Linked DNA regions of Homo sapiens: region 1 is linked to region 2. The links are chromatin contacts, found by Hi-C in ENCODE. All regions are on one chromosome and are shown on one strand. Each heading gives the region's core, a stretch centred on a gene start or an enhancer-like site at or near the end of the contact. The rest is flanking DNA. Distances are from core to core; before and after follow the strand shown.

The links. Hi-C counts contacts between places; a loop is a spot of excess contacts on that map. Pooled maps may share reads with other maps.
Region 1: a map of PC-9 shows a loop between it and region 2 (2.2-fold over the local background). The contact joins two enhancer-like sites. A Hi-C loop is called at or near these places in 4 of 168 maps with a recorded cell type or tissue (MCF 10A, PC-3, PC-9 and 1 more) and 2 of 50 pooled maps.

Annotation. Positions count from the first base shown.
Region 1 is chr2:53,443,997-53,447,419 of GRCh38, forward strand. No RefSeq gene overlaps it. Among named protein-coding and RNA genes, the nearest start is that of CHAC2, 320 kb to the right of the region's middle. Within about 2 kb of position 1,600, at least 2 of the 41 ENCODE cell types and tissues checked have a DNase peak (open chromatin) inside an H3K27ac peak, as active enhancers do; they include PC-9, where a contact is called at or near this core.
Region 2 is chr2:53,200,191-53,203,966 of GRCh38, forward strand. The region is part of intron 1 of LOC105369165 (a long non-coding RNA gene); the gene reads right to left. Among named protein-coding and RNA genes, the nearest start is that of MIR4431, 500 kb to the left of the region's middle. Within about 2 kb of position 2,026, at least 2 of the 41 ENCODE cell types and tissues checked have a DNase peak (open chromatin) inside an H3K27ac peak, as active enhancers do; they include PC-9, where a contact is called at or near this core.

The DNA of each region.
Region 1 (3,423 bases), core at 350-2,849, 240 kb after region 2:
TTTTTATATATAATAGCCATCCTAATAGATATGTGGTGATATCTCATTTTGGTTTTAATTTGCATTTCCCTGATGATTAATGACTTTTTCACATACTTGTTGGCTGCTGAGGCTCAGAAAATGATACTCCAAAGTGAAGACCTCAGAAGCAGCTTCAGAAGCAAAATCCCTTTCTGACCTCCTCCTGTCTCTCAGCCTCATTCTCTCCCAAGGCTAGCCTTAAAAACTAGAATCCCTGTTCTCTCCAGGTGGGTCATAGACACCAGAACCCCTTTTCCCCAAAGCCAACATAAAACCTAAAAATACCACTCTAACTTTCTCCCCACCTTTCTCTGTAAGAACAGACATAAATAAATAATCTGACCTACCTTGACTGTAGGTCATAAGACTCCCATTCCAGAGAGTGTCCTCCCTCAGACCTGGAAATTAAAAATGCTGCATAGAGCAGCCAAGGAGAATCTGGACACAGGCCTCGCTTGGTTTTCCCCAGCCCCCCAAATCAGTCTATTACTATTAGATCATACTCCTTTTTGTCCAATCACATTTCTACATGACAGTCTCTACTTCATCAAACCTAAGCCCAAAATCGGATAGCCTCCCCTGTATCTTTGGGTCTTCATTCTGAAAGATTCTGTGTCACAAAGAAACTTGATCAAATAAACTTCTTACGCTTTTCTCTTGTTAACATGTCTTTTGATATGGGGTGTTGGCTGTGACCCTTATGATGGGGAGGCAATGGATCATACTTTTTCTGTCGATACATAATCATTTGTATGTCCTCTTTGGAGAAATGTCTATTCAAGTATGTAGCCCATTGTTTTATTATATTATTAGGTGTTTTTGTTGCTAAGTGAAATAAGCCAGTCACAGAAGAATAAATACTACATGCTTCTACTTATATAAGAAATGTAAAGTGGGCTGGGCACGTTGGCTCACACCTGAAATCCCAGCACTTTGGCAGGCCAAGGAGGGCGGATCACCTGAGGTCAGGAGTTTGAGATCAGCCTGGCCAATATGGCGAAACCCCGTCTCTACTAAAACTACAAAAATTAGCCAGATGTGGTAGTGCCTGCCTGTAATTCCAGCTACTCCGGAGGCTGACACAGGAGAATCTCTTGAACCCGGGAGTTTGCAGTGAGCAGAAATTGCGCTACTGCACTCCAGCCTGGGTGACAGAGAGAGATTCTGTCAAAAAAAAAAAAAAGATTTGTGAAGTGGTCAAACTCATAAAATGGTGGCTGCCAGAGGCTGAGGACACAGGGAGGGAGAAATGGGAAACTGCCAATCAGTGGGTATATACCTTCAGTTATATGACATTAGTAAGTCCCAGAGATCTGCTGTAAAACATCGTGCCTATAGATAAAAATATTGTATTGCATATTTAAAATCTGTTAAGAGGAAAGATCTCATGTTTAAATGTTCTTATCACAATAAAATGGAAAATATATTTTTAAATATAAAATAAAAAACAAAAAACAGAGGAACAGAGTGAGTCTGCTTTACCACTACTGAATGAGAAAGATGATGAGCAGGGACAGTAGGGAGAGCTGACTAAGCAGCAGTGTGGGCAGGGCCCACGTAAGTTCTGCAGGCTGAGTCACATTTTCAGATCTTATTTAAAGATCTTATTTAAATAATTTGTAAGACTCTCCTGGTTGTTTCTGATGCCTATAACTAAGCCTTAAATGACTAGCATAAAAGCAGTATTTAGTAGAGCTGGTATCTCAGGGAGAAAAGTCACCATCTGCCCAGAAAAAAAGGAAATAAGGAGACTCAGCTCACAAGGACAGATTTCTTTCAAAGGTCAGCTACAGCGTTGCAAGCAGAACTCGTTTGCCGTACCCATTATCTATATTGAGGGAGTGTGGCTTTGGCCATATTTGTATGATTAAGGAGCTAATGAATCACCTTGCAATAGCTGACCTTCGAATTAGAACTGCTTGATAGTTCCTGTCAGAGTCAGTGGTTTGCAAAAAGCAGCTGCTTATAAGTAGTCAACGTAATAAGCTATGTTTACTAGGAGCTTGGACCAGAATGCATTAAAAAAAAACAACAACAACTTTAGTTGTCGAATTCTCAAATAGTTATAATATTTGTAACTTATTTATAAGTGGAGATTTTAATTTATAGAGTATTTCCCCAACATATTTTCTTATAAGATTCCATACTTAATAGCAACTTCAATTATTTTTCAACTGCATCATCTTAAAGTTCTTTCCAGCATAAGAAACTTTGGCATCGTATTCATAATAGGAGAGACTTTAAAATATGATACTATAAACACTTTGGCACCATAGCTCCTTATTGACATAATTTAAATGGACTGTAAATATTTAAAAATCCAATATTCATCTCTCAGTATTAAACTAAATTTAAAACTAGAAAGGAGAACAAGTTTCCAGTCAAAACTGGCCCCTTCATTTTTCATATTCATAAAAATGAGAGATACAAGTTTTGCTCCATGGAAATGCAACAGTAGACTATTGTTCTGAGACTAGGCTCAAATCACCTCCAATTCTAGCCAGGCAATTTCCATAACATCACACAGCTTCAGGTGCCTCATCAGTGAAATGAAGTTAACATCTTTCTTATAGAGTCGTTTCAAGGACTGGATGGCAAATTGTATGTGAAAGAATCTAGCAAATTAGTATTCATTTGACAAATATTTTTAAATCTACATCTATCTACTCTTAACTTTTCAACATGCAAGAACAAATAGAAGCCACAAAATTTCTTTCAACCTAGAGAAGGGCAGCCTCTTGATTTCAATACCTTTCATGTCTTGAATCTGTTCTTCACATCTTCTGAAACCCACACAACATCCACTGGCACAAATCACTTTATTAAACATTGCTGCTTTTTGTAGAGCTGAGATATCCACTTAATATCAAAGAAAGACAAAAGGTGTTTTAGGAGTTAAAACAGAAACTTCCAAGAACAGCAGATGTGACTTACTTGTCTTTAAAGCACTGACACACGTAGAAAGTGCTCTGAGACCTTTGGTGTGAAAAGAAATATCTAATCAGCCACTCTGAACCTCATCTTGAAAGTTAATAATACCCCCTTCACAATGCTATTGGAAAGACCAAAAGAGAGAATATGAAAATGTCTGCAGCAGTAGCTGGCCTGTATGTGGCATGTTATTTGAATCACTGACTTGAATCTCAAGCATTCTCCATATAGCTGGCAAACTAATAAAAACAGCCTTCCTCAAAATTGTTTACAAATCAAAATGTGTCTATTATGTATTAAAAGTATTAATATGGGTGATTTATACTATATTCAGGCTTTCATATATGTATATAATCATTACCTTAAGCAATCTATGTAGCTGACGTATATAAATTCTCTCTGAAAACTTCCTACCTGCCATGAATTTGACCTACCATTTTGCGACCAAGACAAGGCCTGATTCTGAATCAC
Region 2 (3,776 bases), core at 776-3,275:
TAATTTCTGAGAATAAATCATATAAATTTTAAAAGAAAGCCCCTGGAAGCACACCTATTCTTATTTTGTAAAATGCTGAGGTCATCTTAACATGGGAAAACAAAAAGGTGTCCTTAACAACTGAAAAAAATAGCAGTATTAAGATAAGATTTTGAAAATACAGGTGTTAGGGAGAAAATAATTTCTAGTATTGCAAGGTCTTCGTTTATTCAATACAATGTCATTTGAAAAGACTTCACACCTATATAATCTTTCAAGAAGGAAATTACATTGAATATACGACGAAAACCTTAATTAAAGCAACATTTTCTGTGTCTCTTTCTTCTCCAGCTCCATAAGAGGATTACATCTTTAGCTAAGGGCCTTTTGCTTTCAGTTCTATTATCTTGCTTTTTATAACAGATTTTGAGCTAACGCTACACCAAGTAACAGTCTTAGTCTCCCAAACCTTGAAAAAATACACATAAAAGCCCCCAACTACTATCTTTTATTTTTTCTTCTTATTATTAAATGTGCGTCTTCGTGTTGATTCATCTTCAAGAAGATATGAGAACTCAACAGCTAGTGGTAAAGTGGATAAATGGGAAAGAAATCAAAGCAGCGGCTAAACAGTAGGAAAGGACTATAAAGAAAGTATAGAAGATGTGCTAGATGGAGGATCACAGCCAATACAGAGAAGGGGCAAAGTCACATGCAATCAGGAAAACAGTTATTATAACTCCTTCCATCATCAGTCTCAGCAGAGAAAAAGAATGAGGGTAAGAAGTCTTATTACAAGTATCTCTAATAACTCCCAGTCATCAGTACAGGGTTCTAGCCAAGTTGGCCTCACTACCACCTGTCCCCACTTGTGCTGTGTTCACCTCTGTTTTTCTTTGTCTTCTCTCTTTCTAGAGGGCCTTCCTCCTCACTCTTCACTGGCTAGCCACATCTTACCCTTCAAGTAATCAAGTGTCAATTCTACCTCCTCAAGAAAACATGCTTCATCACAGCTGCTGGAAGTGATCTTTCCTCCTATGAGCCCCTGAAGCTCTTAAATCTAGCCCCCAAATCTGTCACATGCTTACCTCCCAAAGAAAAGCTCTTTCTTCCGGCATGCACCATCCTGTTCCTCCTTTTCTTTGTAATTCCTATCACTTACCAAGATTCCCTTATCGGGGGAGATGGAATTTGAGATGGGCCCCAAGTGTTGGCTGGATTTTATACATATGATGAAAGACGTGGAAGAAAATTCCAAGTCAAACATAAAAAGTTCAACCAAGAACTGTGACCTAAGACTGGGCAGGCCTTGCATGGGGTAAAATGAGTATCTAAGATGTTGTTCATGCAGAGCATGAGTCCTCACTCTTGTTCGGGTTGATGGAATATAATAAACTGGTGCGTACAATATCACATAAACTATCCATAACGCAAACAATTCTAAAAGAAAATGTGATTAAATAAAATTGCATACAACATTAAAACCACAAACATATTTCTTCAAAAAATACAAATCTGTCCAATTAGACTGTTTTTTTTTCCTCAACATTTTCTGTTTGCCACTTGCTCACTGATCATGTAACGGGCTGAAGCAAATTCCAAAGGTTTGTGGAGAGGAGATACAATATGGAAAGAAAAAAAATAATCAGAGAAAAGTTGATTCACTAACCATATTGCTTTCTGAGAACTTCAGGAAAACTCCTCTTTTTTAATCTATTCTAGAAGCTTGGTTGAGCGTCACTGATTTAGGGCAATAGGAGAAAATGAAGTTATACAGGTAGAGAGAGGTCAGCTCACTTGTACTAGTTTGGGTTCAGCCACAAATACTCAAGAGAGCATTTATTGCCTCCCCTCTGTGTGAAGTCTCGGAAGAATTTAATGTGCCTAAACACCCCATTCAGATATGCTGCTTTAAAATATATATTTCCTCCACTTTTCCCTAAACTATTTTCTTATTGCCTAGTTGACTGGTGTAACTGTGTAAACATTTGGCATTCGAGCTGAATGAGAATGAGATGAAATGGCAGCTCTCCCAGCCGTCTTATTTCACAACATAGAAGTAAAACTGGCATTGCAGAGAATGTCATAATTCATGTGTGTCAGTCCTGAGGTGTGTAAAAGTGGTTGGGAGCAGGAATGCCACAGCCTATTCAAAACCACAGATAAGAACAGATATTCTATCCTGTTGCCCAGAGTGACATCTACTGGATCAGCAAGTTCAAAACATAAATGCAAAACATTTCTCCCTTCCTTAAACAAAAGCAGAGAGGTGGACGTGCAAAGATATGTAAAAGATGGAAAGGCCAGTGGATCCTAGAAGTCTATTTGGGCCCAGAGTCTACCCAGTAACTGGAATGCTGATGTACCAGCTTCTCAGGAGAAAAGTCTTTGGCCACTGGAAGAGAAAAAGTTTCAGAACAGGTAAAAAGGAGAGAAACTGGGATAATGTCATACTTCTTTTTTTTTTCCTTTTGAAGGCAGAACACCCTCTCCCAATCTAAACAGTAAAGTTACCAACTTCCTAATCTTACCAAAAAGAGAGCCAATTTTCCTGTTGAGAGAGAGGTAGCAATGTTCAATCTGCCAAAACTAAATGAACCAATTAAAGTGTACAACTACATACCACCTACCTAGCAAGAGGTCCACGCTGTCTACTAAGAGAACTGTGGCCTTGCTTCAACATTGAGTCTACTTTAAAAACAACAAATGAGGAGAGTATCCAGAGAGTTGCATATTTCCTTTTACAGTAATATTAAATGGCTATAATCAAGTAACAATAATCACATACACGTCACATGTTTTAAATAGGCTAAGGAGGATAGAGGTACAAACTGTGATTTCTGCCTCTTAACAGCTTATGACCTTCTTGGGGGTAAATGACACATCCACACACAAAAGTAACCAACACCGGGTAATGAGTGTTCAATATCATGTGAGAGATCACAGTTACTTTTCCTTCCATCTGTTCTTCATTCTGTAGGGTCTTTTCTTTCTTAATCTTCTCCATCCCTCCAAAAAACTTTCAAATATGAATGCTTATTGAAAAATAATATTTTTACCCTTTCCTTATAAATACTACCTTCTTCCTTTTACACTCCACTTTCTTTAAAGACTAACATACCTTACTGTCTTCTCCTCGTCTAGCACAAGCCCCTCAACCCACTGCAATACGACTCTGGCTCCACCATCTCACTGAAACACAAACTCTTGCTAAAGTAGAAAATGACTTCCTAGTTGTCAAATCCAAAGGATACAGTTCACCGAAGTTTAATTTAATGTCTCCTTGCTTATGATTTTCTCTGTCTTGGCTTCTAAGTCACTAGTTCTGATTTCACTACCTCATTGCTAAATTCTCCTTCTAAGCTCAAGTAGTCCATCCACAAGCATTTCTGTGAAAGACTGTGTTAGACACTGGGGACATGGAAATGAACAGGTTGCTTTTCCTACCACTGATTTCTCTTCCTCCAGATCATCTCTTAAACACTTGTGGTCCATGGGTTTTTCTGTCCTCAGAACTCTTATGCAATAGTCTCTCTAAAAGGAGCTTATCCAATTTCACTGGCTGCAGCCTCTACATAGATTTTTCTTAGACCTGTGTATCCAGGTCTCCTTTCTGCTGCGCTCCAGTCCTTGGTTTCCAACTACCAACTAAACATCTCTATCTGAATATCCCAAAGGCATATAAATGCCAACATTAAAAGCTGGATTCATTATCTTCTTTGCTAAAAACTTCTCTTATGCTCACACTAGAACCTTGTCCTCAACTCACCCTCTTTTTTCTGTCACATCCAACTGAA